3 separate regions of the Homo sapiens genome follow, and all the other regions are linked to region 1. The links are chromatin loops, found by intact Hi-C in ENCODE. Cell type or tissue: heart left ventricle. All regions are shown on one strand.

Evidence for each region. Peaks named below come from ENCODE experiments on the same cell type or tissue, not always from the same donor. Only the 100,000 strongest peaks of a DNase experiment are listed, where the experiment ranks them.
Region 2: it touches region 1 in a loop (3.0-fold over the local background); 4 of 110 quality-filtered maps call a loop at or near these places.
Region 3: it touches region 1 in a loop (2.7-fold over the local background); 4 of 110 quality-filtered maps call a loop at or near these places.

The regions. Positions count from the first base shown.
Region 1 is chr16:23,178,562-23,186,561 of GRCh38, forward strand. SCNN1G (sodium channel epithelial 1 subunit gamma) reads left to right here and starts at 4,184. Exons shown (of 13, transcript NM_001039.4): 1 at 4,184-4,252; 2 at 7,667-8,000. The coding sequence starts at 7,711. RefSeq lists a silencer at 3,906-4,155 and enhancers at 7,191-7,692, 7,693-8,000. In heart left ventricle, CTCF peaks have their summits at 3,997 (motif pointing right) and 4,197; DNase peaks (open chromatin) are centred at 3,980, 4,400 and 4,800; H3K4me3 peaks cover 1,139 bases; H3K27me3 peaks cover 4,459 bases.
Region 2 is chr16:23,395,729-23,403,728 of GRCh38, forward strand. It overlaps COG7 (component of oligomeric golgi complex 7), which reads right to left. Exons shown (of 17, transcript NM_153603.4): 13 at 7,966-8,000; 14 at 2,318-2,401. Among named protein-coding and RNA genes, the nearest start is that of COG7, 53 kb to the right of the region's middle. RefSeq lists an enhancer at 3,391-4,314. In heart left ventricle, a CTCF peak has its summit at 3,480; a DNase peak (open chromatin) is centred at 3,406; H3K27ac peaks cover 401 bases.
Region 3 is chr16:23,320,715-23,328,714 of GRCh38, forward strand. The region is part of intron 1 of SCNN1B (sodium channel epithelial 1 subunit beta); the gene reads left to right. Among named protein-coding and RNA genes, the nearest start is that of SCNN1B, 22 kb to the left of the region's middle. In heart left ventricle, no CTCF peak of the experiment used is centred here; a DNase peak (open chromatin) is centred at 4,217.

The DNA of each region.
Region 1 (8,000 bases):
AGATAAGCTGATTTGCTAGAGCCAGAGATGGGGGTCAACCTAAGTTGAACCACATGAATGAGGATGGGGGGTGTGGATAGGATTGAATGGTTCTCCAAAGGAAATTCAGGGATGTCTCTAGAATAAAAAGAATGGATATTGGCAGAAAAACAAGCAAATGGCTTCTACACCATTGCTCTCGACAAGCAAGTCTAAAATCTTAGTATTTAGGGGGCAATGTAAGTCTCATCTATATTGCTTTTTCCTAAGTGGACCAGAAGTGTTTTTTTGAAAACAAAGGGAAATGTTGGTTCACTTGTTTTAAGGTTTCTTCCTCACTTACAGCCACATGATCTGAGAATTTCCCATTTACCAGTAGTGGTGAATCTCTTCAGTCATATTTGTTTTACCCATTCCTACCCTCACAGTGTTAGCTGATTGGACCAGGAATGAATACACCTGAGCCAAAGAAACTAGCTCATTGGCAGGCCAGTGGCCAATCAAATTTATCTTCAGGACTCATGAGACTAAGACAGGCTTTGAAAATTCAAGAAAGCCCACAAAATCCTCTGCCAGGCGCACTGACTTACACCTGTAATCCCAGCACTTTGAGAGGCCAATGCGGGTGGACTGCTTGAGCCCAGGAGTTCGAAACCAGCCTGGGCAATATAGAAAGACCTCCATCTCTACAAAACCCACAAAATGTATCTGGGTGTGGCAGTGCATGCCTATGTTCCCAGCTACTCTGGAGGCTGAGGGGGAAGTATCACTTGGGCCCAGGAGGTGGAGGTTGCAGTGAGCCGAGATCGCACCACTGCACTCCAGCCTGGGTGACAAAGCCAGACCCTGTCTCAAGTAAAAATAAAAATAAAAAAAGACCACAAAATCCTCCTCCTGAGAGATCCAGACCTTTCCTGGTTCCCATTCTCCTGAGACCCTCTGTGTTTCTTTGGATTCTGTAAAGGAGCCCTGCCTGCATCCATTTAATAATTTATTGATTCTGCTTGAGCTAATTTGAGTCTGTTTCTGTTGCCTGAAACCAAATGACTTTGCTAAGGCTAGGTTCGGTCATAGTCATATGCAAGGATGGCACGGAGGCCAGTGAAGGTGAAGCAGAATATGCGAGTGTGAGTAGGAAGAGACGAGGGCAGAGGGACAACAGGGTCAGATGATGGAGGGCCTTGCAGATGACCATAAGGATTTTGGCTTTCATTATAAATGAAGCAAGAAGCCACTGAATGGGTTTAAATAGAGAAATGGCATGATCTAACCTTAATTCAATAAGAATCTCTTTGACTGGCTTATTGACAAGAGGCTGTGGAGGGCAGAATTAGCAAGATTAGTGAGGAGCCTATGGCAATGATTCGGGTGAGAGACAATGATCAATTAGAGCATGGTGGTGGCCCCAGAGGTGGGGAGAAGTAGATTCTAGGTATATTTTATAAATCTGAACACTGATGCTTCAAGAAGGAGAGGACGTTGCCTATGGTCTTATGATGACAGGAGTGGTTTAGAGGCAATACCACTCTGTACTGAAGAATCAGATGGTGTTGGTCATAGGAGTGTACACATTTACCAAAACTCCTTGACTTGTACATTTTGGGCCAGGTGCAGTGGCTCATGCCTGCAATCATAACACTTTGAGAGGCCAAGGCAGGCAAATTTCTTGAGGCCAGGAGTTCAAGACCAGCCTGGGCAACATAGTGAAATTCCATCTCCACAAAAATAAAAAATTAGCCAGGCATGGTGGCACAGACCTCTAGTCCTAGCTACTATTTTGTAATCTGAGGCAGGAGGATTGCTTGAGCCCAGGAGTTGGAGGCTGCAGTGAGCTATGATCACACCACTGCATTCCACCCTGGGTGACAGAGCAAAACCTTGCCTCAAAAACAAACAAACAAAAAAATTGTGCGTTTCACTGTATATAAATTTTAACTTGAATCTAGCCTAATTCCATGCCTATAATGCCAGCACTTTGGGAGGCTGAGATGGGTAGATCCCTTGAACTCGGGAGTTCAAGACCAGCCTTGCAAACATGGTGAAACCCCTTCTCTACCAAAAAAAAAAAAAAAAAAAAATTAGTTGGGTATCGGTGGCATGCACCTGGGGTCCCAGCTACTTGGGAGGCTGAGGTGGGAGGATCCTTGGAGCCACAGGAAGTTGAGACTGCAGTAAGCCATGATCATGCCACTACATTCCAGCCTGGGTGACAGAGCAAGACCCTGTCTCAAAATAAATAAATAAATAAATAATTTAAAAGACAAAAAGAAGAAAAAGCTGGCTTTATTTTGCAGTGAGAATATAACTGTGTATTGTCATTCAAAACAAACATAGAATTTGAACAGTGTGTGTTTCAAAATCCCATTATATATGTATGTGTATATATATAAAACTAATATGTGTGTGTGGACACACACACATACACACACACCAAATAATAACCAAACTGTTAGCCATGCTTATTTGGGGAGGGGGGGGCACAGTTTATTGTTTTAATTCTTTGCAATGAGCATATATTGTTAGAAGAAGCAGCTGAGATTTTTTAGAGGATTTTCTTTAAATTTCTCTCCAATAATGCTGGACCTGTTTCCATCCACCTGGGCAAACCGCCCTTGGACCAGCAACCAAGGCATCTCCTAGGAATTTGGAAATTCGGACTCTTAAGACCCACTCCACCCCTATCGAGTCAGAATCTGCATTTTAACAACATCCATAGGTGATTGTAACCACATTCAAATCTGAGAAGCTCTAGGTAAGAACAGATCCTTTCCTCTCTCTGGGCTTCAGTTTCTCCCCGGCACAAAGGGGCTGTGTCTCTATGGTCCCTCCCAATTGCAGTTTTCTAATCTCGTTTCTTGTAGTTATCTGAGTCCCTATAAAAAGGCAGCTGAAGCTAGGAAAGGTGGCTTACCTCTGTAATTCCAGCTATTTGAGACGCTGAAGTGGGAGGCTCGCTTGAGCCCAGTAGTTGGCAGCTACAGTGAGCTATGATTGCAGCACTGCACTCCAGCCAAGGTGACAGAGGCAGACCCTGTTAAAAAAAGAAAGAGAGAAATAGAGGAAAGAAAGAAAGAAAAAGAAAGAAAGAAAGAAAGAAAGGAAGAAAGAAAAAGGAGGGAGGGAGGGAGGAAGGAAGGAAGGGAGAGAGAGAAAGAAGAAAGAGGGAGGAAGGAAGGAAGGAAGGCAAGCAAGCAAGAAAGAGAAAGGAAGGAAGGAAGGAAGGAAGGAAGGAAGGAAGGAAGGAAGGAAGGAAGGAAGGTGGGCGGGCGGGAAGGCAGGCAGGCAGGCAAGGAAGGAAGGAGGAAAGAAAGGAAAGAAAGAGAGAAAGAGAAAGAAGGACAGGCCAGGCGCGGTGGCTCACACCTGTAATCCCAGCACTTTGGGAGGCCAAGACGCGTGGATCACCTGAGGTCAGTAGTTTGAGACCAGCCTGGCCAACATGGTGAAACCGCGTCTCTACTAAAAACACAAAAATTAATCCGGGCATGGTGGCGCGCGCCTGTAACCCCAGCTACTTGGGAGGCTGAGGCAGGAGAATTGCTTGAACCCGGGAGGCGGAGGTTGTAGTGAGCTGAGATAGCGTCATTGCACTCCAGACTGGGCGACAGAGCGAGACTCCGTCAAAAAAAAAAAAAAAGAAGGAAAGAGGAAAAGAAAGAAGAAGGAAGGAGGAAATAACGAAAGAAAGAGAAAGAAGCAGCTGAAAAGGTCAAAGGATGAGTGGCCTGGCTGAACAGCCCCTGCTGCCTACAGCCGGACGCTGGTGGGCACTGAAGCTGCAGGTCTGGAGGGAGTCCGAGGAGCGAGGCTGCGTGGGATTACTGCTGGTGCTAGGGCAGGCACCTGCCATCTGGACGGGAGTGGAAGGAAGTCGCGGGGCAGTAATAGGGGGCAGCAGGCGCTTTGAGGCGCCTTGGGGTAAGTGCCGCAGAGACCCAGCGGGAATGCAGGATGGCAGGGCGGCCTCGGGGCGGCAGCAGGCACTGCGCGGTGGCCCAGGAAGACGCAGCGCGGCCGGGCTGGGGCGCAGGGCGGCTTCGGGGCGCCAGGGGGCGTTGTGAAGTCGTGGCCCGCTCCGGGCGGTCTCAGGTGCCTGGCGGCCTGGGGAAAGCACCTGGGCAGGTGGGGGCGGGGCCTGGGGAGGCGGGTCCCTAGGGGGCGGGGCCTGGCCGGCCCACAAGAGCCCGCGGTGGCGCTGCCAGGGGATGCTAGCCCGAGAGCGAGCAGAGGAGCAGCGCACCCGCACGAGCCTTGGACCCTTTGGAACCGAAAGGTGAGTTCAGCCGGGTTGGGTCGGACCAGCTCGGGGGTTCTGGGCACTGGAGCGGATGCCGGGCGCCAGGGCGTCGGACGCCGTCAGCGCGGTGGGTGGCCGAGCCAGCATCAGCCGGTGGCGGCTTCCCGGTGCCCGGGATGCTGGGACACCTTGCCCGGGCGGTAGCGGCCAGCTCTCCCGGGTCTACCCACGCCGTGGCCCGGAGCACGAAGCCAGTCGAGAGCCACTCAGAGTCCGGGGGTCTGGGGGTCCCGGGCCACACCTGGCCTCTTTTCTCCGCCCAGCGCCTGTTCAGCCCCCTTCCCTGCCGGGGTGAGTCGCGTGGACCTGTCCGCTACTGTTCCTTCTACCCTCTGGAATGCTTTCTCCGGGGTGACTTGGTGCAGAAAGAAGCAAACACTTGAAGTGGGCTGGTTGGATTCGCTCCAGCGCCTTCAGCCGGCGCTCCCCCGGGGCAGACGTGGCTTCCGCCACAGGACAGCGCCCGCTCGCTCCGCGCAGGGAGGGCAGGGCTGCGGGGTCGCTCGGCAGGAGCTCGGGTCAGGGCCCTGAGGTTGAGTTCAAGTGATTTCTGCACAGGACTCGCCCTTCGGGACGGGCACTGATCGGGAACTCTCCGGTCCAGCGAACCCAACGCTAGACTTGGGGCAAATCTCTCATCCCTCTCCAAGCTTTGGGGTCCTGCACTGTGGGATGGGGGACAGGCAAAGTCGGTGGTAGGTGAGGAGGGGGTGCACGGAGCCGCTGCGATGAGCCAGGGCCCTGGAATTCTAAAGAATCCTTCAAATCCTTTCTACCTGTGTGGTCTTGGGCAAATTACCTAACCTCTGTGCCTCAGTTTCCTTCTCTGTGAAATGGGCCAAGTAATAGCACCTCATATAACTGTAGTGAGGATTAAATCAGGTAGTGTGTGAAAAGGACTGAGTGGGATGCCTGGGAGTACAGAAAGGGATCAATAAGTGATAGCTGCCATTATTGCTGCTTTCCCTGCTGCTGTTATTATTATTAATGATTGAAGAGCAGCCTAGTTAGTCGTTAAAGGGACTCCTAGGTGCAAATCCCAGCTCAGCCACTTTCTAGTGTGACCTTGGGCAAGCTACTTAACCTGTCAGCGTCTGTTTCATTTGTACAATGGAGGTGGTTGTGATACCTACCTCAGACGATTATCGTGAAAATTAAATGAGGTGACAGCTGCAAAGTACTTAGAAGAGTAAGTGCTGGGTATCAGCTAGTAATTCTTCCACCAAGGGTATCACATTGGCTCAGGCTGCATAATCTAATGGTAGCTACAGTCTTGTTTTGCTTTGAAGTTGAAATATTATTTATATGAATATTTTATCTGTTTTGCAAAGAGCAAGATCAGTTCCCTTCCTTCACTTGGGGGCTCCTCTGACATTGTCGACTGATCCATTGGGGTCAAGGTCGGTTCTGGGGAAGGGGCTGATGGGGCAGAGGTACCCCTGAGAGCTGGGGATAGGAGCTTCCAGAATCACAGCTTCTGTTGAACATTCACAGAGGAGGGCTGCAGTTTTATTTGACAAGCAATTGAACCTGGACCTAGATTTTAAAAACAAACTCTCGCTAATTTTTTTCTTTCTTTCCTTCTTCTTTATTTCATTTTTTATTTTTTTGGATTGTAGTGAGGGAGGAGGTAAGGATAGGCAATATTTTAAGTGATAAAAAAATAAATTATATTCCTCTTGCCCAGAGGCTACTAGCATCATTTTGATGGTGTTCTTCATCCCAGCAAAATCATATCAATCTATGGAGGGTTTAGAGCAGTTTGTCTGCTCTGGACATCTCACCTCCATGCCCAGCACTCCATTTCCTTTCCATCTGAGGCCTTAAACCCACTAGCATCATAAGCTTGGAAGCCTCCTAGCTTTGCCCCAGCTTCCAATTTTAGCCCATATTTCATGGGTTCAGGGTGGGAAAAAAAGACATAACTCTGCAGGTTCCGAATACTGCCTAAAAATCTTGATGGGGCACATCGAAGTCACAGACATGGGTCCTCTCTGGTCCTGGGGACCACCCTGTATGCCCTAGGATATGTCCTAATTTGCCTTTGTCACTGTAGAAGGCATAGGACGACACAGTTTTCATATATCCCCCACCCCCAATACTAGTGCTCACAAGTCTTGGGAAGTGGTCATGTGCACTGTTCAGAGTTTGGAAATTAAATAGCTGTGTTCCTTCTCTTTCCTCCTACCTTTAGTTCTTGGTATTGTTAATTAACTCCCTGCACCCAGCGTACTACCAGGCCCCTCAAAGGCGTATGCCATAGCGGTGAAGGCTGCAGGGTTCCATCCAGCTCCTCCACTAACCAGCTGCATCATCTTACACAAGATATTCAACCTCTCTGAGCCCATTTTTCTCCTCTGTAACATGGATATAATAATAGCATGCCTACTTCATGGAATTATTGAAACACAAAAGGAAATATATGTAGGCTATGTGTATATTTATAGAGAGAGACAAATTTACTTATGAGACTAATGAGACTATATATTATAAACATGAAATGAGTTTTTATGTAGTATATTAGTTCATTTCTAAAATTATTTCTCATTGTAAAGTTTGTATAGTTGAGATGCATCGTGCACATTGATGAATGTGATAATTTGCCTTCCAATACTGGTACTCTCCCCCAAAGCTGTTATTAAATCAAGGGCATTCTCTAAATTAATGGTATCTTAGAATCAAGGAAATATGGCACAATGCCTGGCAAACACTAAGTGGCCAATAGTTGCAGGTTATTGTTACATCAGGTGATCTAGAAACATTAAGAGCTTGACTGTAAAGAGAAGAAACAAAAGAGAAATCGTTTCACTTATAATAAAGCCTCAGAGAAAAGGCTGGGGAAAATGCAGCCAGGAACATGATCTAAGGTGGCTGCCGGGAAATTTTCTTGGCAGATTTCATCTGTCAGTTACAATCTGCCGAGCACTGCTCTGTGCCAGACACTGTGCTAGGAACCAGGGGGCATAATGAGATAGGAATGCTGCCCTTGAGGAAGGCGGGCTACTGGAGGTGATAAGGCACGGGTACCCCTGCCTGATAAGAGAGCTGATGGGGCTGCTTCCAGAGTTCCTGCCCAGGAACCCGGGGAAAGGTCCTGCAGCCTGTCCAGCCAGCGCTTCGCAGGTTGCACCTCACCCAGCCCCCGCACGGCTAGGCCTGGGGGCCGTAAGAGAAGTAGGCAGCTTCTCTGGCAGCTGTGGTGGCCAAAAACAAACGTCCCGTGGAAAAGGGGCCAAGGATTCAGAATGCAAAGTGCCTAAGCCACAGAGGAACAGAGGAAGGAGGTCTCTAAGGGCGCATGGACTGGTGTTTCCCAGACTGTGGTCTCCAGGGACACACTAGCCGGCTAGTGCCTGCCAGCTCACCTGCTTCTCTTCTTTGCCCCTCCAGCACGCCCGTCCTCAGAGTCCCGTCCTCAAAGTCCCATCCTCGCCATGGCACCCGGAGAGAAGATCAAAGCCAAAATCAAGAAGAATCTGCCCGTGACGGGCCCTCAGGCGCCGACCATTAAAGAGCTGATGCGGTGGTACTGCCTCAACACCAACACCCATGGCTGTCGCCGCATCGTGGTGTCCCGCGGCCGTCTGCGCCGCCTCCTCTGGATCGGGTTCACACTGACTGCCGTGGCCCTCATCCTCTGGCAGTGCGCCCTCCTCGTCTTCTCCTTCTATACTGTCTCAGTTTCCATCAAAGTCCACTTCCGGAAGCTGGATTTTCCTGCAGT
Region 2 (8,000 bases), 220 kb after region 1:
TTAGCATCCCACCTGTGGGTATTTGTCTACTATTCTCACATATGCAATCAATATTTCTTGATATCCTGGTTGGGTTAACTCACTGACTTGGGAAAAATGAAAAGTTTTGAGGTCAGACAGACTTGGGTTGGAGTTTTGGCTCTATCACTGTGAGAACCTGGGCAACTTAATCTGTCAGGACCTCGGATCATCATCGCTGAAATGAGGATGACCTCATATTACTTCAAAAGGTTGTGGTGAGGGTAGAATTAATACGTGTGCTATGCACGTAAAGCAGCTGGCGTCCTAACAGAGCAGCCACTGGGTAAGTCGCTGCTTCCTCCCAGCCCCACTCCCACTGTGAAGGAGGGCTGCCACACCTGTCTCATGGACATGATCTGGCCCAGCCACTAAACAACCTGGCACTGTCTCTGCACACAGTACGTGTTCAATTAGGTGTTCCTTTCCTGGGTTCAGGTCATCAGCCTCCGTACAGCTCAGGAGGACAGCAGCAGGCAGGGAAGGGCCCGGGCCTGGAAACTCCTCCTAGCCCTCATTCCCTCTCTAGACCTCAGTTTCTTCAACTTTAGAATCAACTTGGTAGCCACTCAGGTCCCTTCCAGCACCATCATTTTCTGAATCAATTTAGACTGCAAGCATACTATCTCTGCTCTAAAATCAGATCATTCAGCCGGGCACAGTGACTCATGCCTGTAAACTCAGCACTTTGGGAGGCCAAGGTGGGCAGATCACTTCAGGTCAGGAGTTTGAGACCAGCCTGGTCAACATGACGAAACCCTGTATCTACTAAAAATAGAAAAATTAGCCAGGTGTGGTGGTGGGCGCCTGTAATCCCAGCTACTCGGAAGGCTGTAGCAGGAGAATCACTTGAATCTAGGAGGCCAAAGTTGCAGTGGGCCAAGATCGCGCCACTGCACTCCAGCCTGGGTGACAGAGGCTCCATCTCAAAAATAAATAAATAAATAAAAATAAAATCAGATTATTCCCATGGGTTGTAAAGACCAACCCACATCTTAACAGTTTCATCAGTAGAGGGTATCAGGTGCCCTGGGAAATAGAAGGGAAATGACTGTTGTTTTAGACTTGATACTGCCCCAAATGAACAGAGAGCAGAGAGCCAGCCACCTCACTGCCTGCCAGAGGGACTGCCATGCACTTCTTGCAATTATACAACATGTACTTTTTTCTTTTTTTTTCCTGAGGCAGGGGGTTGCTGTGTGGCCCAGGCAGGAGTGCAGTGGTGCAATCACAGCTCACTGCAGCGTCGACCTCCTGGGCTCAAGCGATTCTCCCACCTCAGCACCCCAAGTAGCTGGGACCACAGGACACACCACCATGCCTGGATAATTTTTTACTTTTTTGTAGAGGCGGGGTCCCCCTATGTTGCCCAGACTGGTTTCAAATTTTTGGGCTCAAGCAATTCTCTCGCCTCTACCTCCCAAAGTGCTGTGACTATAAGCATGAGCCACCATGCCCAGCCTAACATTTATAATACTTCTAAAATTCCTTTCTAGTCATTTTGGCAGAGTCACAACTTACACATAGGGGTTGGATTCTAAGGCAAGAGCGTAAGGCAGAAATCACCTTGAAAAGTCTCAGAAATCTCCCATTGTGTGAGGTGAGTGTGGTTTGGCACATATTACTCCTCTATAGTGTTTCTTGTGCGCACTGACATTTAAGAGCACCTGAGCTAGACTGCAGGAAGTAACGGAAGGAAAGGCCATGTGCAGGTGTCTGGGTGACTGTCAATTCCCAGGGGTGAATGGGGAGGGCAGCAAGGACTCCACGTGCCCCCATTCCCCTGCATGGTTTATTCTGTTCTCTTTTAATATTAAGCCTCTATAACTGCAATTCTTCTGAAGAGATTTGTTTGTTGCTATGAAGTTAAACATGAAAGCACTCCACACAGAGCCTGGCACATAGTAGGTGATCACTAAAAGCTGGCTGAATTTGAATTCACAACCACAAACACACACTACTCTTCTGAAAGTCACAGAGAAGAATTGGCCATCTGCCTCCTGTCTTCCCAAGTCAGAATTTCCCATTAGACTCTCAACTCTGACGCCCTCAGGTACTGGCCACATCTCATATAGGGAGAGATGGTGAAGGAGTGAGAATGTGCTGGGGTCTGGAATCGCCATGTGGCTCTGCTGATCTTCTTAAAGTCCAGGATCTGGGTGCAGACTACCCCAAAGCACAGGCTACCCAAAAGGGTCAGATAGCACCCATGGGGAAATGACTATAAGGGCAAGAATCAAAAGACAAGGAAGGTCTGAAAGACTTGGACCACCCTGGAGAAGCACACAGAAGCTCTTACGTTGCTGATGTACTCGAGAGGGGTGAGACTAAAGGCGGGCAGTTCATCTGTGAGGGTTTCTCCGATGCCAGCCGTATTCCAGCTCTAAGGGTGGAACGAGAGGACACAATCAGTACCTAGCAGCCAGGCAGCTGTGAAGACGCCACCCAGAAATACACAAGAAGAACATGGCCTTCCCTGGAGGCACTGTCTTTGGTTGGAGCTGACCGTTGGAGCCTCCACCACTCAGCAGGCAGGGGCTTCTCTTCTTTAAAGCTTCACCTGGAAGCCCGCCATACAGAAGGCAACGATTTCTCTCTCCGCATTCCTGCAGGTCCATGAAACAGGAACTGCCACATTGGCTGAACTGTGGGGTGGGAACTGATCCCTTTCATTTATCTCGCTGAGATTGTAACAGGAGAAAGTTGGATATTTTTGGTCCAAGTTTCTCTGCGTAGCGGGGCCACTGTGTAGAGAGGTGCTGGGTGCAGACAGCCTCACTACTTCGTGGGTCCTTAGCACCCTAAGGAGAACAGGGCACCCTGAGGTCCCCCACAGAGGCCACGTGTCAGTCTCTTATCTGGGAGGGAGACCTAGGAAGCCCCTCTGGCTGCAGGAAGAGCCAAGCCTCATCGGCAATACTGCTTTACCTCAACTAAAGCTGCTGCTTTATTTCTCACCACCTTCTGGATCTGTTTCTCAACTCATCAGAACTCAGAGGGATGGGGATGGGACGGCACTTCCAAACCCCAACAGCTGCCCCTCTGGCCTCTCTGTAGTCCCCCTGTGCGAGGAGAACCTCAGCACTAACACGTGTTTCTTGCCATTTGGAGTGGAAACATCTTCCGTGTTGTTGTGGAAGCCTTCCCAGCAGTTTATATAGAGTTGGGTAAAGGACCTGTGCACATGTGCTCACAGACTTCAGAGTGGCACACCTTCACACAAAAATCTCGCTTCTTACTTCCAACCTGAGCCACTCTAAAGCCAGCCCTGGAAAACAAGGCCCTTTCTGGCTGAACTCCGGGAGTGACTCCGGCGGTCATGTAGGAACTGCTGTCTGCAGCCACCTGATGTTGGATCCGGTTGCCTGATCCTTTAAGTAGCATTCCGGGAAAGGAATGACCATGTCCAACCCTGGGCTCCCAGCCCAGGCTCAGCCTCGGCAGCCCTCCCCGTGCTCTCTAGCGCCCACTTGATTCGGTCTTATTTTCTTTGATGTAAATGAGCTCTTTTCTTCCCCACCCCAGGTGCCCCCAACCCTTGTCCTACAGTTTTCTAGACTCTTTGTTCTTGCCTGCGAATGCTCTTTTGTCTCAAAAGAGCCTACATTTTTTCCAGCTAACTCCCAATCCAGCGAGAAGGAACACGCCAACCATCCACATTTACCAAGTACCCAGGATGTCGAGTGTCTTGTGCTAAGCTTTGCAGAGAAGAGACAAAGAAATGTAAGATTTGCTCCTTGCTCTCTAGAAGGGAGCTACTTGGGGAAGCAAGACCCCCTGACATACTCCCACCCTGTACACCCCCACACCTCCTATCCTGTTCTGGCCCCTCCCCTCTCCCCCCTGCAGACACATGAGTGCTGCCTCCCACTTCTAGAGCTCTCGGTGTCAGAGGCAAGGAGCAAGAAGAGCTCAGGGCGATTAGAGAAGCGGCTGGCCATAGGATGTATGCGGTACACAGAGGCAGACAGAGGCTGGAGGGAGAAGGCACAGCTTTAAACACCAGGCTAAGTAAAGCCTTTACCTTGAACAAGTAAATTGCAAGGGAAAAAGAAAGAGAGAGGAAACTTACCATTCAAAAATGACAAAAAAGACATCCCAATAAATCTCTACGTGCAGGATCCTGGATCCTAGATCCTGACTCAAAGGGTTAAAATAAATTATGCCATTTATAAAACAACTGGAAATTTGAACACTGATGACATTAGGAATTCCTTTTCTTTTTCTTTTTTAGGGTTGACTATGGTACTGTGATTATTTTTAGAGTCCTTCTATTTCAGATGAGGGGGTATGTATGAAACAGGATGGCTAGGAGTGGATCATGGTTGGAGCAGGTGATGAGTATATGGAGTTCCTTATACTCTTCTCCCTACTTCTGTGTATGCGTGAAAAGGTCCATAAGAAGTTGCTAAAAACAGACAATCAGACTAGCCCTGGGGAGGGTTTTGAATGAGGAGAGATAAAACCAAAACAATGCTTTGTGAAGGTGAATACAGCAGCTCTGCAGAAAATTGGGGTGGGGGGCAGATGAAAAGCTCAAAAACAGCTCAGAGATGATGAGAATCCCCTGTGGAAACAGGTGTGGGACACAGAGAAAAGGAAGGGACAGCAATCCTTGGTGGTTTGTCGGCAAAGAGGGGTGCAGCAAGGGAGCCCAGATGGTGACAGGCTGGGAAGCAGAGTGTGGGGAGAAGCAACGGCTTCCAGGAGACCAAGAGCAGGTAACAATGTGCAGGGCGAAGACAAGCACTGCTGCCATCCATCCCAGGGACTGCAGCCTGGAGGCCCCAGGAAAGGCCTCAAAGGGGAGGCAGGAGGAGCAGCCTCAAAACATGAACAGGCAGAGGAGAGAGGGAAAGAACAGCTGGAGTGGGAAAGAAGTTTGGAAGAAGCGCAAGACAGAGTGGCTTGAAATAGGAGGGTGCTTAAAAAGCAGCAGATGGCTGGCTGCGGTGGCTCATGCCTCTAATCCCAGCACTTTGAGAGGCTGAGGCGGGCGGATCACTTGAGCCCAGGAGTTTGAGACCAGCCTGGCCTACATGGTGAAACCCCATTTCTACTAAAAATACAAAAATTAGCCGGGTGTGGTGACGCTTGCCTGTAGTCCCAGATACTTGGGAGGCTGAGGCATGAGAAGTGTTTGAACCCAGGAGGCGGAGGTTGCAGTGAGTGGAGATCACACCACTGCACTCCAGCCTGGGCAACAGAGTGAGACTTTGTCTCAAAAAAAAAAGGGGGGGGGGAAAACAGCAGAGAATGTCACTTGAGGGCAATAGGGAAATGCTGCAGGTCATTTTTTAATTGTTCAAAATTTATTTAAAGTGTCCTTCAAATGGGCTTTTCTATCCATCTGTCACCAGGTAAAATAGGTAAACTTCAATAATCCATTTTGAAATCAAATATAGCGTTGGTTTGTAGTCTCGGAATATAAAAGGGCAATAGAATTTACCAGCAAATGCTGAAAACAAACATTTGATGACCAGGGTTTAATTTTCAAATCCTTAAGGCCAGAGTGTTTGCCTTGGTATTGTGTGCTGGCACCCTCGGAGTGCTCCTCCTAATCTCCAAAGCCACCTGCGCCCATTCCCAAGGGGCCACGGTGCTGTGGTGAAGCCGGAATGAGAAGGTAGGGCCAAGCACCCAGGAACTCCACCATCAATAATGAACTCTGGAATGCAGAAGTAGAGGGAAAAGGACGGGGGAAGCACCACCCCTGTTTAAATGTAGAACTAAGCTGGGAAGCACTGAGGTTTCAGAACAGAAGGTCAGTACCGTCAGCTTTGACAAAATAAAAATAATACAAACAACCCAATCTGCAGGTGAGGGAGGGGACAGGAGAGAGACAAAGAAAGCTAATCCTTTCGTTTTTCAATGGATCATATGTATCAGTATCTGTCTGCAATGGAAACAGGATTAACAAAAAGCAATGGCAACTCCAATCTCTTCATACTCATAATCTTTTTTTCATAACCTTGGAGAGAGCTTCTGGGGAATGAGTATCTTTCGTGGAGAAAAAAAAAAAATCTCGACCAGGCTTGGTGGCTCATGCCTGTAATCCCAGCACTTTGGGAGGCCGAGGTGGGTGAATCACTGGAGGTCTGGAGTTCAAGACCAGCCTGGGCAACCTGACGAAACCCCGTCTCTACCAAAAAATACAAAAATTAGCCTGGAGTGGTGGCAGGCGCCTATAGTCCCAGCTACTCGAGAAGCTGAGGCAGGAGGATCACTTGAACCCAGGCAGCAGAGGTTGTAGTGAGCCAAGATTGTGCCACTGCATTCCAGCCTGGGTGACAGAGTGAGACTCAGTCTCAAAAAAAGAGAAAAGAAAAGAAAAATGTCTCAAGTTCAATAATTCCTTTAGATTCATTTAGTGTCTCTTTTTTCTGGTTAAATTCAAATAAAATTATATTGTGCATATCTTGTTTTTCTTAAAAACAGCATTATAGTATAATTCCATTTCTTCCTATAGATCTATCCACTGATGCCCAATCAGCCTTTAACATGTATAGGCGTGCAGAAAGAGATGTCTGGGTTGCTGGACATCAAACTGCTGACGCTGATTATTTCTCAATGGTGGGATCTTGGAGGTATTTATTAGATTTTTTTTTTTTGTATTTTCTTGTATTGCTTGAGTTTCTAAAAATAAATACCTATACAATTTTTATTTTAAAAAAATCAAGTAAGTCATTCTTCTTAAAAATGAGAATCACAGAAAAGAAGAAAACTACCACTTATTACACATCTACTCTGTGGCCAGTGCTATGCTAAATTCTATCAATATACAAAATCTCACTTAATCCTCATCAATCTATATAAGAATTACTATATCCCCATCACACAGATGAGGAAACGGAGGCTCACGGAGGAAGGAATAACTCAGCCATGTGATGGCACCCGCCTCATTTCTGCTACAGCTCTCCTCCACTTTACGTCCCCTTCTGCGCTACAAATACAAAATCTGATTGAAATAGATCTCATGGCATTTTGCACAGAAAAATCATAAAGAGTGAAAATCACAAACTTCAAGGGTAGAAGGAACCTCACGATCATGTCGTTTAACTGAGCAATTTTACGGATGGGAATCCTGACTCCCAGTGAGGGGGTGAGGCCTGACTGAGACCATGCAGGAGCCCTGGACTCCCAGCCTTGCAGGCTTTCTAGAGGGTGGCAGAAAGGAGAGCACGTTTGATTTTGCCAGATGAGTTCTTGTCATTTTGTAAAAAGATCTCTTGGTTATTAAAGGCCCATAACTGGAATCCAAATGGCCCTGAAGGGTCAGTAAGATACATTAACCAGGGGGCTGTCCCGCCCAGTAATCCAAAAGGAAAGTAACAAGATCTGGAGCAGGGGAAAGACAGCAAGTAGAGAAAATAGAACAGGCAATGCCTTGAAAAATAATTCGGACAACCAGAAAAGAGAAGAGGGTGTGAGGAAAGGAAAGTGAGTCGATTCTAGAAACAGCCAAACAGAAAAGGTATCAAGGAAAGAAAGGAACAGAACCCTCCAAAGCCCCCTCAAAAACACAAGTTCAATTCTGATAAGGTACTCCCCTGAGTAAAGTTCCAGAACCAATTCTCCAGAAATGATTCGTGTGGTGTGAAAATAATTCAATCTCAAAAGACAATTAGCTCTTCTGACCTGGCCTAACCTACGAAGCTGCACATAATCTCTATTACTTCTCTGCTGCTCCAAATAGGGAAAGTTAATCAAGCAATTTTAATAATCCTGAGAACCGCCTGTGAATAAAGTATCAGAGTAACTACAATAAAGATAAGAAATTCATGCTAAGCAATGAGGTGAAATTGGAAAGTGGCTCTTTCCGGCTTGGGAAAGTTAAAGCGGGATCTTCCCAAAGCTCTTGGAACAGGGAGGGTTAAGCCCACACTCAGTATGCTTGAGTTGGAGGCAGGACCCGGGAAAAATTGATGTGGTCAGTGAGAAACTCACGTCCATCTTCGAAATAAGCAACAGCTGTTGTTTGA
Region 3 (8,000 bases), 140 kb after region 1:
CCTCTATACAAACAAATTTGAGCCCCAGGTATGAAGTCGTGGGTAGGCCCTGGCCTTCAGCTTCAGGCCTGGAGCCCCAGGGATGGGAGGGGAAGGCCACACCCCCACAGAGAGCTGTGGCTGCTGCAGCCTCAGGGACGGGGCAGGGCCCTCTCTTGGGTCAGGCTGGGCCCAGAGCCATCTCCTCAACTGCCTTGAACAAGAATGACCACCTAAGCCCCAGCCGGTTTCCCAGAGTCCTTGAACTTGAGAGTGGTGGTGGCCGGATCTAGATGAGTGAGCTTAAGGAGATCAGAGATTATGAATTGCTGAATTCTCTTCCTGGACTTTATTTTATTTTATTTTTTTGAGACAGAGTCTCGCTCTGTCGCCCAGACTGGAGTGCAGTGGTATGATAGCCGACTGCAACCTCCGTCTCCTGGGTTCAAGTGATTATTCTGCCTCAGCCTCCTAAGTAGCTGGGACTACAGGGGTGTGCCACCATGGCCAGCTAATTTTTGAATTTTTAGTACAGACTGGGTTTCACCATGTTGGCCAGGCTGATCTCGAACTCTTACCCTCAAGTGATCCACCTGCCTCAGCCTCCCGAAGTGCTGTGATTACAGGCATGAGCCACAACGCCTGGCCTCCTTCCTGGACTCTCAACAGCATCATCTGCTTGCCTCTGGCTGGGGCTCCCTGTTCCTCTGAAGGCCCCGCCTGTGAGTGGGGGTGTGAGCAGGGCTGGTGTCTGCTGTCCATCCCAGGCAGGGCCATCAAGTCCCATAGGACAAGACAGCACACAGAGCCTGGACCCTGGGAAAGGCAGGGGTATTAGGAGGCTTGGACAGGCCTTCAGGCAAACCCTTGCTCTCTGCTCTCCAGCAGAGTGACCTTGGGCAGCTGTCTATGCTGCAGAGGCAATGACCCCCCGGAGCATTGACTCAAGGATTAAATGAGATGATGGCTTAAAGTGCCATGACAGTTCCTGGCACGTTAGGTACTCCGCGGACGGTGGCTGCTATCATCAGCGTAATAATAGATATTGGACAGACGCAGTGCCTAACACTTGTAATCCCAGCGCTTTGGGAGTCCGAAGCAAGAGAATCGCTTGAGTCCAGGAGTTTGAGATCACCCTAGACAACATGGCAAAACCCTGCCTCTACAGAAAAAATACAATAATTAGCTGGGCATGGTGGTGTGCACCTATAGTCCCAGCTACTCAGGAAGCTAAGGTGGAAGGATCGCTTGAGCCCGGGAGGCAAACGTTGCAGTGAGCTAAGATAGCACCACTGTACTCTGGCCTGGGTGACAGAGTGAGACCCTGTCTCAAATAATAATAATAGATATTAATTATGATGATTTAGTTATGTAAACTGCCCCGACACAAACTCTCTCCCATTCCCTTGGAGCCTTCCAGATACAACAGTTTTTGTTTGTTTGTTTGTTTTATGCCTGAAAAGAACCTATTTGGCTGCAACTGTATTCATTCCCGTATTAAGCCCACATTTAAGTGCCTACAGTGCCAGCCATTGATCTAGGTCAGCACTATCCAACATACATACAACACAAGCCACAGATCGGAATGGCATAAGCAATTTAAAATTTTTTTCATTTTCTCTTTTGAGACAAGGTCTCACTCTATCACCTAGGCTAGAGTGCAGTGACATGATCACGGGTCACTGCAGCCTCGACCTCCCGGGTTCCAGCGATCCTTCCACCTCAGCTCCCGAGTAGCTGGGACTATAGGTGCACACCACCATGCTTGGCTAATTTTTTTTTTTAATTTATATGTTTTGTAGGGACAGGGTCTTGCTATGTTGCCCAGACTAATCTTGAATTCCTGGCCTCAAGTGATCCTCCTGCCTGGGCCTCCCAAAGTGCTGGCATTACAGGCGTGAGCCACTATGCCCAGTCCAGCAATGTAAAATTGTCATAGCCACATTTTAAAAAGTAAAAATAAACAGATCAAACTAATTTTATTAATATATTTCATTGAACCCATATATCCAAAATATTACTTCAACATATAATCAATATTAAAGATGATTTGTGAGTTTTTAAATGCTCAATATGTCTTTTAAAATACTTAATTGTGGAAAATACATGTGTATAGCAAAATTTACACTGTGATCATTTTTACGTGTGCAGTTCAGTGGTCTTAACTCCATCCACATTATTGGTCCTCAGAAAATATTCTGAGGGCTGGGCACGGTGGCTCACGCCTGTAATCTGTAACCCAGCACTTTGGGAGGCCGAGGTGGGCAGATCACCTGAGGTCAGGGTTTCGAGACCAGCCTGGCCAACATGGTGAAATCCCATCTCTACTAAAAATACAAAAAAAAAAAAAATTAGCTCGGCATCACCATGGGCGCATGCCTGTAATCCCAGCTACTTGGGAGGCTGAGACAGAAGAACCACTTGAACCTGGGAGGCAGAGGTTGCAGTGAGCTGAGATCACAGCACTGCACTCCAGCCTGGGTGACAGGAGTGAAACTCCATCTCAATAAAAAAAAAAAAACTGGGGCTACGGAGGAGGGAGGATGACCTCCATTCACAGAGGACTTCTTGGAGGAGGTGGCACTGGAGCTGCACCTAGAAAAAGGTAGAGGATTTGTGGGTAGAGGTAAAGGTTTTGCACTCCAGGACTGAATAACAGCATGAGTGAAAGTGTGGTGGTGGGAATTCCCAGGGTACCCAAGGGCTCCAGCATGTGGTTGCATGGGTATATGCAAATAAGAAGCCTCTCATAGGCACTGATCTCTCTCCATGCCAGACACTGTGCTAGGTGCTTCATATTTACAATTTAATCTTCACATCAACTCAATGAACTCAGTACTATTTTCCCCTCATTTTACAGATGGGGAAACCAGGGCACAGAGAGGGTGAGTAAATTCCACAAGGTCACACAGTGAGTAAGTGACCCAACTGGGGTTTGAACCCAACTTCTTAACCACTACCCCATTGTAAAGGAAAGTGCAAGGAATTAAAGGAGACATCTAGGCTGGGACCAGGTTGCAAGGTGTCTTAGAAGCCAGCTAAGGGTTGAGGGGCCTTTATTCTATAGACACCAGTAGCCCTTGAAAGTTTCTGACAGGAGCATGACATAGACAGCTAAGCCTCAGGGAAGTGCAGGCCAAAGACTGAATCTTTCATTTACCAAGCTGGGAAATTCCCCTTCCAGCATCAGTCCTTTCTAAGGCAATTAAGTATCTAAACTCAGCAACCACCTACACATTTCATCCTTCTTTCTCCCTAATGAATTACAGTAGCCAACCTTCATTCAACAGGATGCTGAGAGCTTTATATGCATTTTAACCCTCACTGAAAACCAAACAAAAACGCAAGGAGGGAGGTACTATTGCTGGCCTCATTTGCAAATGAGACAACTGAGGCTCAGAGAGGTGATGCGATTTTGCCAAGATCACACAGCCACCCAGCCAGTAAGAGATGGGATGAAGATGCCACCCAAGTCTGTCTAACTCAAAAGCTCACTTTTTTTTTTTTTTTTTGAGACAGGGTCTTGCTCTGTTGTCCAGGGTGGAGTGCAGCGGTACAGTCATAGATCACTGCAGCCTGGAACTCCTGGGATCCAGCGAACCTCTCACCTCAGCCTCCCAAGTAGCTGGGACCACAGGCATGCACCACTTCACCCAACTAATTTCTTTTGTTTTTTGTTGTTGTTGCTTTTAGAGATGGTGGTCTCACTATATTGCCCAGGCTGGTCTGGAACTCCTGGCTTCAAGCAATCCTCCCACATCAGCCTCTCAAAGTGCTGGAATTACAGGCCTGAGCCACTGGCCCCTGGCACATTTTTAATAATAATAGGATCATTCCTGTTTCTCAAAGTGAAACAGAGAAAAAGAAACTATAGCTTGTCCTCCTACATAAGCCTCCAAACATTATCAGGTTGACCTTATTTTTCTGACTCTATTCTGGAATACCGCATTTTATTCCCAATGGAACAACCACCTCCCTTCTCCACCTCTACCCATCCTACCCCACCCCACACACACACGCCCCTGGCATCTTTCAAGGCTTGGCAGAAACTACCCTCTCCAAGTTGCCTCCAGCATTGGCAGGGAGGGAGCAGATGAAACTGACCACACTCTTCCCTGCTGGCTGTCAACACACACCACCCATCCTGGGCAAGTGGCCACTTCCATTTCTGGGGATGGGCTTAGGTGCTCACCATTGGCACCCCCCCAAGTCCTCTTTGTCCATTGGGACACAATGACATGGCTCCTGGCATGGGGCCTGGTGGGCAGGGTGTTTTCCTGTGTAATTGTACTCATACAGGGTAAAGCCCGGTGCAGCTGAGTGCTCTGGCAATAAGGAAAGCAAACACAGCAATAAGACTCTGTCAACAAGGGTATGGGAGAAAGGAGCCATCCAGGAAATGCAAGCTCTGGTGCAGCCACCTCCTCTGAAATCCCTCTTTGGTTCACTCCATCCCCAGCAGGACAGGTCCAGAAATTATGAAAAGAGTTGTCAGGCTGCTAGAGACCCAAGGCAGATTTTTCTAGTTGATTGAACGCTCTCCCTTTTGGTTGCTTTTATGTATTTTTCTTTTTTCTTTTTCTTTTTTTTGAGTCTGGAGTCTCACTTTGTCGCCCTGGCTGGAGTACGGTGGTGCGATCTCAGCTCATTGCAACCTCCGCCTCCCAGGTTCAAGTGACTCTCCTGCCTCAGCCTCCCGAGTTTTTGGGATTACCTTCCTGCACCACCATGCCCAGCTAATTTTTGCATTTTCAGTAGAGACGGGATTTCACCATGTTGGCCAGGCTGGTCTCAAACCTTTGACCTCAAGTGATCTGCTCACTTCAGCCTCCCAAAGTGCTGGGATTACAGGTATGAGCCACCGTGCCCAGCCTCTTTTTTGAATTTTTTTTTAAACTATAAAAGTAATACAATTTTGGAAAACAGGTACAAATATCAGAATGCAAGTTGAAATGCGCATCCGATCTTAACTTCTTATACAAACCCCTGTTCTGCCAAATAGTAGAAACTTAATTCCAACCCATCCAGCATCTCCCCAGATCCTTACACCAGGGTTGTACCTAAATTCAAGGAAGGAGGCTGGACATGGAGGCTCACATCTGTAATCTCAACACTTTGAGAGGTCGAGGCGGAAGGATTTCTTTAGACCATGAGTTTGAGACCAGCCTGGGCAACATAGTGAGACCCTGTCTCTAATAAATAAATAAATAAATAAATAAATAAATAAATATAAATAAAAGCCACACAGCTGTAGTCTCAGCTACTTAGCTACTCGGGAGACTGAGGTGGGAATATCTCTTGAGCCAGGGAGTTTGAGGCTGCAGTGAGCTATGATTGCACCACTGCACTCCAGCCTGGGCAACAGAGCAAGACCTTGTCTCTAAAATAAACAAAACAAAAAAATTCTTGGAAGCTTAACTTTTTTTTTTAAGTCTGTATTTCCTGCTTCCCTACAACTATCTTTGCCTAACAATAGATTTTTTCATATACTTAGAATCCTGGTTTTTTTCAAGCAGCATTCTATTATAAGCTTTTTTCCATTTTGCTATTAAAAATTATCTTCTCATTTATTACTTTTATGATGCAAGCAATATATGTTCATTGTAGGAAAGTTACAAAGCACAGATAAACTAAAACAATTTCTTAAAAATAACTCAAGATCCTGCTACCCAGAGATAATCATTATAAACGTTCTGGTTAATGCCATCTGTGTTATTTTTCCTATGCACATAGATGCATATAAACCCACATGGTTTTTTTGTTTTTTGTTTTGTTTCTTTGTTTGTTTTGAGACAGAGTCTCACTCTGTCACCCAGGCTGGAGTGCTGTGGTGTGATTTCGGCTCACTGCAAACTCTGCCTCCCAGGGTCAAGCAATTCTCCTGCCTTAGCCTCCCGAGTAGCTGGGATTATAGGTGTGCGCCACCATGCCCAGCTAATTTTTTTTGTATTTTTAGTAGAGACAGGGTTTCATCATGTTGGCCAGCCTGGTTTCAAACTCCTGGCCTCAAGTGATCCACCTGCCTCAGCCTCCCAAAGTGCTAGGATTACAGGTGTGAGCCACCACACTCAGTCATTATTTTTTATTTTTACAAATTTATGGGGAACAAATGCAGTTTTGCTACATGGATATACTGCCTAGTGGTGACGTCTGGGTTTTCAGTGTAACAGTGTACAGCGTACCCATTAGGTAATTCCTCATTCCTAACCCCTCTCCTACTCTCTCAAGTCTCCAGTGATTATTATGTTCTTTTATTGCTATTGCCCAGGCTGGAGTGCAGTGGTGCAATCATAGCTCACCACAGCCTCAAACTCCCAGACTCAAGCAATCTTCCCGCCTCAGCCTTCCAAGAAGCTGGGACTACAGGCATGCATCACTATGCTCAGCTAACGTTTTTATTTTTTGTAGAGGTGGGATCTCGCTATATTGCCCTGGATGGTCTCAAACTCCTGGCCTCAAGTGATCCTCCCACCTTGACCTCTCAAAGTGCTGGGATTACAGACAGGAGCCACCATGCCTGGCCTAACATAGTTTTTTTAAAAAAACAAAAATAATTGGCTGGGAATGGTGGCTCACGCCTGTAATCCCAGCACTTTGGGAGGCCAAGACAGGCAGATCACCTGAGGCCAGGAGTTCAAGATCAGCCTGGCCAACATGGTGAAACCTCCATCTCTACTAAGAATACAAAAATTAGCCAGGCATGGTGGTGCACGCCTGTAATCCCAGCTACTCAGGAGGCTGAAGCAGAGAGAATCACTTGAACCCAGGAGGTGGAGGTTGCAGTGAGCCAAGATTGCGCCATTGCACTCCAGCCTGGGAGGCAGAGCAAGACTCCATCTCAAAAATGATAATAATAATAATAATAACTAACCATTTTTCTTAATGGCTCCCCAATACCTCATTGTGTGCCTGTATCGTAGTTTGTGGAACCCTTCTGCTCTTGCATGTTTAAGGTTTCTTGCCATGAGTGTCTGTATCCATACAGAGAAGCTGGGCAGAGAGGATTTAGCCATCGCAAAATGTGGTCACCTCTCAAACCAAAATGTGGTGCTTGGCTAGCAGGTGAACAAGAAAATGACAAACCAGGAGCCCTTCTGGCCTCATGACAAGATGGGTCCTCCAAAGGCCAGATGTACACTTGTTTTTCCTTGAAAAGGACATTCACAAAGAAAAGAATAAACAGGAAGGTTTTCCTCACAGCTATGACCACATCTTCTGTCTTAGAGTTTGGGGTCTTCCGGATCAGTTGGCAAGACATGTGTCAGGCTGCTGGGATGGAGGCCTATATCATCCTAGAGCCAGCAGTGGAGAAACCCACAGAACAAGTCTTGTAAGGAAGCCGCCAAGCATGGCAGCTGGGGCCGAGGGGTCAGTAGGGCCAGTTGTCTTTAAGTCACAAGTGGGAAGGTGTTTTATCTAATCTGGTGAGTTTACAAGACAAGAAAGGATCTTTGCTGAATCTGTCACCCCACGCAGAGTGGCATGTGCAGATGGCTTTTAGATAGTGCACAGACAATTGCTTTTCATCTCATTAGTAATTATTTATGTTGAGGGGTATTAGAAAACATATATAATTAGTAGCATCCAACCTGTGATTTTGTGGACATTCTTGCTTAGGACAAAACTAAAGTAGATATTTAAGTAAAAAACAAGAGTGAGTCAACTTAAAGAAAGATATTAAGTAAATGATAGTATAATTGGTTCCCAGGGACAGCCCAGATCATGATGGGCACGAAGTCCATCCTTGTACATCTCAAAGTCAGCCCTTGTGCATTAAGTACTTAGTCCCTGAGAATAGAAAGACAGCCAGCAATCTTTCACTCCAATCTTTGGTCTGTCTTTGCTACAAGAGGCCTCTGTTTTCAGAGACAGCTTCTCAGAGCTTCTTAACAAGCATGAGCTGGACTCAAGAACCCAGGAGGTACTGGAAACAGGCAGTCAGCACAGATGCAACATCTGAGTTCCTAAAATTCGGAAGTGGGTCAGGTCAGTTTCAAACATGGAAGTCCTGTCCTGCAACA